Regions from separate parts of the Homo sapiens genome. Here region 1 is linked to region 2. A link is an interaction called in ENCODE POLR2A ChIA-PET data of the cell type or tissue named here. Cell type or tissue: OCI-LY7. All regions are shown on one strand. Links, peaks and the distances in the headings refer to the core of each region. The heading gives the core; the rest is flanking DNA.

The links. Peaks named below come from ENCODE experiments on the same cell type or tissue, not always from the same donor. Only the 100,000 strongest peaks of a DNase experiment are listed, where the experiment ranks them.
Region 1: POLR2A ChIA-PET joins it to region 2 with 6 read pairs; 2 of 35 experiments call an interaction of 5 or more read pairs at or near these places.

Annotation. Positions count from the first base shown.
Region 1 is chr2:33,056,503-33,060,502 of GRCh38, forward strand. All of the region lies in intron 3 of LTBP1 (latent transforming growth factor beta binding protein 1), which reads left to right. It also overlaps the pseudogene H2ACP2. Among named protein-coding and RNA genes, the nearest start is that of LTBP1, 110 kb to the left of the region's middle. RefSeq lists an enhancer at 1-95. In OCI-LY7, for the core only: no CTCF peak of the experiment used is centred there; DNase peaks (open chromatin) are centred at 2,409 and 2,919; H3K4me3 peaks cover 2,211 bases; H3K27ac peaks cover 2,662 bases.
Region 2 is chr2:32,886,762-32,892,068 of GRCh38, forward strand. LOC105374453 (a long non-coding RNA gene) reads right to left here. Exons shown (of 3, transcript XR_939938.2): 2 at 3,162-3,237. Among named protein-coding and RNA genes, the nearest start is that of LTBP1, 58 kb to the right of the region's middle. In OCI-LY7, for the core only: no CTCF peak of the experiment used is centred there; no DNase peak of the experiment used is centred there.

The DNA.
Region 1 (4,000 bases), core at 1-4,000, 170 kb after region 2:
TGTCCCTTCGTGGTTGCAAAAATGTGTCCAGATTTGGCGGGTTCTTGGTCTCACTGACTTCAAGAGTGAAGCCGCGGACCCTCGCAGTGAGTGTTATAGTTCTTAAAGGTGGCGTGTCCGGAGTTTGTTCCTTCTGATGTTCAGATGTGTTTGGAGTTTCTTCCTTCTGGGTTTGTGGTCTCGCTGGCTCAGGAGTGAAGATGCAGACCTTCGTGGTGAGTGTTACAGCTCATAAAGGCAGTGTGGACCCAAACAGTGAGCAGCAGCAAGATTTATTGCAAAGAGCAAAAGAACAAAGCTTCCACAGTGTGGAAGGGGACCCGGACGGGTTGCCACTGCTGGCTCAGGCAGCCTCCTTTTATTCTCTTATCCGGCCCCACCCACATCCTGCCGATTGGTCCATTTTACAGAGAGCCAGTTGGTCTGTTTTACAGAGAGCCGATTGGTCCGTTTTGACAGGGTGCTGATTGGTGCGTTTACAATCCCTGAGCTAGACACAAAAGTTCTCCACGTCCCCACTAGATTAGCTAGATACAGAGTGTCGATTGGTATATTTACAAACCATGAGCTAGACACAGAGTGCTGATTGGTGCATTTACAAACCTTGAACTAGAGACAGAGTGCTGATTGGTGTATTCACAATCCCTTAGCTAGACATAATGATCCAAGTCCCCACCAGATTAGCTAGATACAGAGTGCCGATTGGTGCATCCACAAATCCTGAGCTAGAGACAGGGTGCTAATTGGTGTGTTTACAAACCTTGAGCTAGATACAGAGTGCTCATTGGTGTATTTACAATCCCTTACTAGACATAAAGGTTCTCCAAGTCCCCACTAGACTCAGGAGCCCAGCTGGCTTCACCCAGTGGGTCTCCCACTGGGGCCGCAGGTCGAGCTGCCTGCCAGTCCCGCGCCATGCGCCTGCACTCCTCAGCCCTTGGGCAGTCGATGGGACTGGGCGCCGTGGAGCAGGGGGCAGCTCTCATCGGGGAGGCTCAGGCCGCACAGGAGCCCACGGTGGGGTGGGGGAGACTCAGGCATGGTGGGCTGCAGGTACCGAGCCCTGCCCCACAGGGAGGCAGCTAAGGCCTGGCGAGAAATAGAGCACAGAGCTGGTGGGCCAGCACTGCTGGGGGACCTGGCGCACCCTCTGCAGCTGCTGGCCCAGGTGCTAAGCCCCTCACTGCCCGGGGCCGGCACGGCTGGCCGGCAGCTCTGAGTGCGGGGCCGCCAAGCCCACGCTCACCGGGAACTCTAGCTGGCCTGCAAGCACCACGTGCAGCCCCAGTTCCCGCCCATGCCTCTCCCTCCACACCTCCCCGCAAGCCGAGGGAGGCGGCTCCGGCCTCGGCCAGCCCAGAGAATGGCTCCCATGGTGCAGCGGCGGGCTGAAGGGCTCCTCAAGCACGGCCAGAATGGGCGCCAAGGCCGAGGAGACGCCAAGAGCGAGCGAGGGCTGCGAGGGCTGCCAGCACGCTGTCACCTCTCAATATCACTGTCTTAAAAATCCTCTGTGCTCTACCTCATCATAAAAGTAAGAAACCTAGGAGTGTTTCTCTCTTTGGTTTCCAATTACTTTGGCCTGGGATAAACTGGGACTTCTCAATTCATTGCGGGCCATTTAACAGTTAATGAGAAGCATTTCATGGTCTTTCTAAAACTCTTGTAGACTAATAATAGCTATGATGAAGTATATAGAAATTCATTAATATTTATAAAAGTAATAAACATTGAGTAATAGAATTATGTTAGCATTAAAATTCAATTATTAATTACATTATTATTTCAACTAATTTTGCAAAAGACCATTGACTATAGGTTCTTAGAGGCTAAAAGAAAATTAGAAGTCTACCACCCCACCTCCTTTGTTTTACAGATGAGAAGCTAAAGCTTCCAATGTTTAAGTGATTTGCCTAATCGAAGCCAGGACCAAAACTCATCTAATAACGTCTAAACGTAGTACCTTCCACTGAATCAAAGAGTTGGGTCTTCCTGTTTTCCCTTTTTCTCCCCCCTTCTTTTCAAGAATTAATATTCTGAAGTATTTTCCAGATATGGAATCACCAATTTATAATGATAAATATGCAAGAAGATCAAGATAAATTTTGTGTATTATCTTACATTTGTGTTTTAAATTGATAGCTGCTATCAATGGCATGTTAAAAAATACTTTAGTGAATTTCATATTTTGATACAGCTTTCAGCACAGATCAGCAATTTCTCTCAAGTTTTTTGATTATACGTTTGATTCCAGAAATTCTGTTTCACTGGTACTAATTCAATGTGTTTACTCTTCTTTTGAGAATGGTACCTTACTATAAATGTCGCAGGAGAAAAAACATTGCCATTTAAGCTACAGAAGTGCTGAATATGACCTGCACGTGTTGAAATGGCAGTGCTGCGGGAGAGGTTGGAAAATGTGTGATGCTGTCTTATAATTTTAGCTCGGGTTTATGCAAATGTGGGCATTTATCTTGTTATTTTCACAGCCATACACATTTACTGCCGCTTGAAGTTATCCTTACAAGTGATCTTCATTAAATTAAGTTTGTCTTACAGGAGCAGAAGGAAAAGGATGATGTGAATTTCACCTTTAAAAGGCAGCACTAGGCAATGCAACATTTAAGAAGTGTTTTTTGCCTGTGCCCATAAAAAGCTATACCACTTTGTTGATGGATTTGCTATTTTGTGTCCTATTAAGTATAAAATGTGACCATATATTTTGGATTCCAAGGTCTTTTCTGGTTTGTTGAACACATTAGTGCTTATGATGATGATTTAAATTAGTTTTAATGTACTTGGGTAGTCAAGCGTACAGTGCTTTGAAGCCACTAAGGGAGAAAAAGAAGAGATATTTCAGCCTTCCCCAGTAATGAGACCCATAAATCAAAAGAACGAACATGGAAACTTCAAGCAAGCCTAGGGATCTAATTTCAAACACCTTAAAAGAGACTCCTTTTTTGGTTTAGGCTTGCCATGTCCGTGGTGCCCAGTGGAAGGGCTGAGCTGAAAAATTTGGATAAAAAACAGAGAACCTCTATAGGATTAAAACAATGGAGCCAGACGCTCTCAGTGTTAGCCTTTGGATTTGAGAGGCTTGTGTTTAAGAAGTCTGGGCCTGAAGAGGTGGAAATACAGGGGGTCAGATTCAGTTACAGATACATACATGTTCAAATACCAAATACATGTCATTTAAGGGAACCATAAGATGACTTTGCAAGAGGGAGACTTTTTTCCATGAAATAGTTATAGTAGACTTTTCAAACTAACTCTGAAGTGAAATTTTGAGCATAAAAGCTTTTCAGCTGACAAAGAGAAATGGCATGAATGTCTGAGAAAAAAACCAGACACATCCCTAAAACAACAGAGAAATGCCTTCTAGACTTTAGATACATCTATGGCAAATAGGAAGACAAGCTATTTCTAGACCTCTGGCAAGAAGACTGGCCTTTTACTCAGTTCTTAAAGAAAATAGCTAAGAGAAGTTTGGAATAAGAAATCCAAGTTCTTCTACATGTTGTTGGTTCGGGCAATGTCAAAGATTTTTTTCATAGCTTGTCTCTTGGAGGCTGACCTTGGACTGTGCACATGGACCTATTTTTAAACTGTAGACTCCATTTCACTCCCACATATTTTACCCTTCTACTGTTCAAGTGCTAAAACCAGGGATTATTTAAGTTAGCTTACTCTGTTGCAGGCTGGGATGAGAGTTTAGGATTCCAAAATTGTGTTAGAAGTGGGTTGAGAGGAAATAAATGTGGAGAGGCTAAATGACAGTTGTGTTATGGATCCTTTTCCTTTTAATTTCCCCCTATTTTTAAAAAACTCACTGGAGTCCTAGAATACACACAGATAATTGACGTATCTCTAGGGGTATTTGCATTCAAGGTAAGTTTCTTTTGATTTTAGTAACATGTGGCTTTTGATTATTATGGAGGACAATTTAAGCCCAAAGTATTATTTTGCCATTTAGGTTTGTATCTTAATTTGGGCTGTGCTG
Region 2 (5,307 bases), core at 580-4,579:
GCCAGCAGTGCTGGGGGACCTGGCGCACCCTCCGCAGCTGCTGGCCCGGGTGCTAAGCTCCTCACTGCCTGGGGCCAGCGGCACCGGCCGGCTGCTTCAAGTGCGGGCCCACTGAGCCCGCGCCCATCCAGAACTCGCACTGGCCAGTGAGTGCTGCACGCAGCCCTGGTTCCCGCCTGTGCCTCTCCCTCTACCCCTCTCTGCAAGCAGAGGGAGCCGGCTCCAGCCTCGGCCAGCCCAGAGAGGGTCTCCCACAGTGCAGCAGCAGGCTGAAGGGCTCCTCAAGCATGGCCAGAGTGGATGCCGAGGCCGAGGAGGTGCTGAGAGTGAGTGAGGCCTGCTAGCACGTTGTCACCTCTCAGGATGATGTAGGGGAAGGAGGGAGGAAGTGACCAGGACAGGAAATAACATTTCACAAGAAGTGCTCTTAAGGGAGGAAGGTTAGAATGATCCATGTGGTATTGGATTAGAGTTAGAGACATCAGAATGAACTCACGAATTTAGCTTAATATAGCTACAGATGGTTACAAATAGATATTTGCAGATATGTATCGATTCATGGATTAGTATGTATAGATACATACATTTTATTGCTCTGTCAGCTAAAAGGGCCTAGAAACCACAACACCCCAATAGTAATGAGCACCCCTAGCACCCAGATCTTGGTTTCTAATACCATTCTCTAGTAAAAGAAACCAGGAATCACTGGAGAAATGGCTGATTCTAGGGCTGCACTAATAACATACAAAAGGAAACTATAGTGCCAGAAAGTAAGGAAGTGCTGGGGTAAAAAGATAGGGGTATGTCAAAGGGATGCAAGAGCCAACTGAAAAGGTTACCAATGGCCAAAGCTTGAACAACTTGAGCAATAAAGTAAATAATGTAGTATTGGCTGATAACCCAAAGTATAAAATAAATGTTAATCCACCTAACAGAAATACATGATTGTATGAATAAATAAATGGGGGAGAAGAGATAAATCTCCCTTGCAGAAGAATTCCAAATAATTTATGTAGATACTCCCCCATCAAGGAGGTGGAAGATATTCTTACCCCTTAAGTGGGGGCTGCATATAATGACTTCTTTCCAAAGAGTCCAGGATGGAAAGAAGGGAGAAAAGAGTAACTTTACAGTGGAGAAGTCTGATAAACCCTACCTCAATCAGAAGATCAAGTTAATATCAATAGTGATAAGTCAACTTGATAGTTAGGTACCCTTCAGGTGATGCCATGAGAATGGTACTTTATCTCAGTGGTCTTCCTTCCAAAAACCCATAACCCCTATCTAGCCATGAGAAAAATGCCAGACAAACTCAAAGTGAAGAATATTCTATAAAATGCCTGACACCTGACCAGTATTTCTCAAAACTATTAAGGTCATCAAAAATAAGGAAATTCTGAGAAACTGTCACAGCCAGGAGGAGCTTAAGTAGACATGACAACTAAATGTAACATTGTATCCTGGATGAAATCCTGGGGCAGAAGAGAGATGTTTGGTTAAAACTAAAGAAATTTGAATTAACTAAGGACTGTAATTAAGAAGACATCAATATTTTTTAGTTTTGATAAATATGCCATATGAATGTGAGATGTTAATAAGAGAAACCAAGAATGGAATATTCAGGAACTTTCTGTACTATATTTTCTTTTCTGTAAATCTAAAACTATTCTAAAATTTAAAGTTTGTCAAAAATTAATTGGGCTGCTAGGGCAGCAACAACAACAATAAAAAAGACATGGAAAACAAAAAGCAAATGAGAAAATAGAAAACAAACAGCAAAATGATGAATGTATGCTCAACCATATAAATATGTTCATTGTAAGTGGTCTAAACACTGCAATTAAAAGCCAGATATTGTCAGAGAATTTTAAAAATACAATATCCAGGCTGGATGTGGTGGCTCATGCCTGTAATCCCAGCACTTTGGGAGGCCAAGGCGGGCAGATCACTTGAGGTCAGGAGTTTGAGACCAGCCTGGCCAACATGGTAAAACCCCGTCTCTACTAAAAATACAAAAATTAGCTGGGTGTGGTAGGACATGTGCCTGTAATCTTAGCTACCCCAGGAGGCTGAAGAAGGAGAATCTCTTGAACCTGGGAGGTGGAGGCTGCAGTGAGCCAAGATCTCACCATTGCACTCTAGCCTGGGTGACAGAGCAAGACTCCATCTCAAAAAAAAAAAAAAAAAAAACAAACAAAAAAAACAATATTCAGTGTATGCTGTCTATACAAGAAACCACTTTAAATATAAAGATACAGATAGATTAAAATAAAAGATGGAGATACATATACCAATCAAGCAATAATCAAGAGAAAGCTGGAGTAGATACAAAGTAGAGTTCATAACAAGGAATATGATCATAGATAAAGAGGACATTTCATAATAAAGGCGTTATTTCATTAAGAAGACAACAGTTCTAATGTGTATGTACTTAATAATGGAGCTTTGAAATATACACAACAAAAACTGATAGAACTGAAAGGAGAATAGAGTAAGAGTTTTCGTTGGAGATTTCAATACTCTTCTCTCAGTAATGATAGAACAAGTAGAAAAGAGAAAATAAGAATACAAAGTAAGTGAAGATAAAGACTTGAACAAATTCCCACCCAGAACATCAGAATAAATTGCACGTCTTTTACATAGCACATTGATGGCTGTCACTTTTTAATCCAGTCTAAAAATCTATACTTTCTAATTTCAGTGTTTAATCTCTTACATTTGATTGATGTAATTTCTGGTGGTGTGAGTTTATGAATCATGTTGCTTTGTTTTCCATGTGTTCTTTCTTTCTTTGTTCCTTCTTGACTGCCTTCTCTTAGATTATTTTCACATTCTTTTTATCTTCTTTATTGCTTCTTACCTATGTCTCTTTGGGTTTTTTTTTTTAAATAATGATGGCTCTAGTGATTTCAATATGCAACCTTAATTTATCATTGTCTACACTGAATAAATATTATAGTACTTCATGGACAGAATAATGACTTAAAACACTATAATTCCATTTACAGCCTTTATCCCTTTGTGCTATTTTGTTATGTGTTTCACTTCTACGTATGTTACAAACCCCACAACACTTGCTATTATTTTTATCTAAACACTCAAACATCTTTTCAAAATTAAAAAAATAAAAACTAGTCTTTTATATTTACCCACATATTTACCTTTTTTAGTGCTTTTCATTCCTTCCTGTAGATTCCTTCTGAAATCTGGCTTCCATCTGGGATAACTTCCCTTTAGCTGAAAAAAACTCTAGAGATTTTAGTGATATAAACATATAAACAAAATGGCCCATTTCTTGTAGTTTGGGTCTGTTGGTAACACATTCTCTGAGCTTTTTTTTTTTTTTTCCATTAAAAGTGTCTTTATTTCCCCCTCATTCTGAAGTTTATTTTCACAGGATGTAGAATTCTAGGTTGATAATTGTTATGTATTTTTAAAACACTTGGCCAGGCACGGTGGCTCACGCTTGTAATCCTAGCACTTTGGGAAGCCCAGGCGGATGGATTGCCTGAGCTCAGGAGATTGAGACCAGCCTGAGCAACATGGTGAAACTCGTCTCTACTAAAATACAAAAAAAAAAAAAAAAATTAGCCGGCATGGCAGTGTGTGCCTGTAGTCCCAGCTACTCAGGAGGCTGAGGTGGGAGAATTGCTTGAACCCAGGAGGCAGAAGTTGCAGTGGCTGAGATTGTGCCACTGTACTCCAGCCTGGTGACAGAGTGAGACTCCGTCTCAAAAAATAAAAACAAACAAACAAAAAAACCATTTCAATGATATGGTTTTACTCTATTCTGAATTCTATTATTTCTGATAAAAAGTCAGTTGTCATCCATGTCTCTCCTCCCACATTCCAAACCCCCTCTTTCTCCCAAATATAAAGTGTATTTTTTTCTTTGACTTTTTTTTTTTTTTTTTTTTGGAGACAGGGCCACAGTTCTGTCCCAGGTTAGAATGCAGTGAGTTTTGTTTTTGCCACAACTCACTGCAGCCTCGACCTCCCAGGCTCAAGTAATCCTCTTGCCTCAGCCTCCTGAGTAGCTAAGACCACACACCACCATGCCTGGCTAATTTTTTATTTTTTGTAGAGACGAGGTATCATTATATTGCCCAGGATGGTCTCAAACTCCTGGACACAAGCAATCTGCTCAACTTACCCTCCCAAAATGCTAGGATTATATACCTTTCAACATTTATTTTATCCAATTTTCTTTGTCCTTGCTTTCTGAGACTCCAATTCTATGTATATTAGACTATTTGATATTGTCCCCCCAAATTAATATTTTTATTTTTAATCTTTTTCTTCTCTGTGCTTCTGTTAAGATAATTTCTATTCACTTGTCTTTAAATTTTCCAATGCTTTATCCCCCTGTGTCCAGTATTCTTAGGAATTTAGTTCACATATCCTCCTTTTCATTGTTCACTGGCTTTAAAAAGTAGACAGACAGACAGATATTTTTCCCTTGGCTTGAGTAACAGTCTTTTACAACTGTCTACATTTTAATTGGAAATAGAACCTTGAGTGGGTCTTAAGCAGTCTTATATCATACAAAGAACATGCTAAAAATGTAGTATTTCTGGGAAATACTATCAGACATCAGACAATATCTAGGATATTAAAAAAAAATTCCTTAGGTGGTTCTAATGCAGGAGTCCCCACACACCCTTAAAGAAACACTAATTTGTTGTTAGAAGCTGAAGTCAAAATAAAAGTTAGCAGTCAAATGCAAATGAGTTTCAATTGAGGCCTCAGGAAGACCATCAACAAAGCTATCAGATTGCTTTACTAAATTCAACTTTCGAAAACTCATAGCCATTATGAAAACCAGTGTGGAGGTTCCTCAAAAAATTAAAAATGTAACTACCATATGATCCAGATTAGTACCTTCACCTATGAGCAGACTTCTGGGTATATGTCCAGAGGAACTGAAATCAGCATCTTACAGAGATATCTAACCCATCATGTTCATGGCCGCATTATTCACAATAGCCAAGATATGGAATCATCCCAAGTGTCCACTGATGGATGAGTAAATAAAGAAAATGTAGTATAGGCACACAGTGGAATACTATTCAGCCTTTGAAAAGAAGGAAGTCCTGTCATCTGTGACTACACGGATTAACCTGGAAGATATTATGCTAAGTAAAATAAGCCAGGCACAGAAAGATAAATACTGCACGATCTCATTTATATGTGGAATCTACAAAAGTCAAACTCATAGAGGCAGAGAGTAGAATGGTGGTTGCTAGGGGCTGGGGAGTGGTGGGGTGGTAGAGTGGGGGTGGGGAGATGTTGGTCAAAGGGTACAAA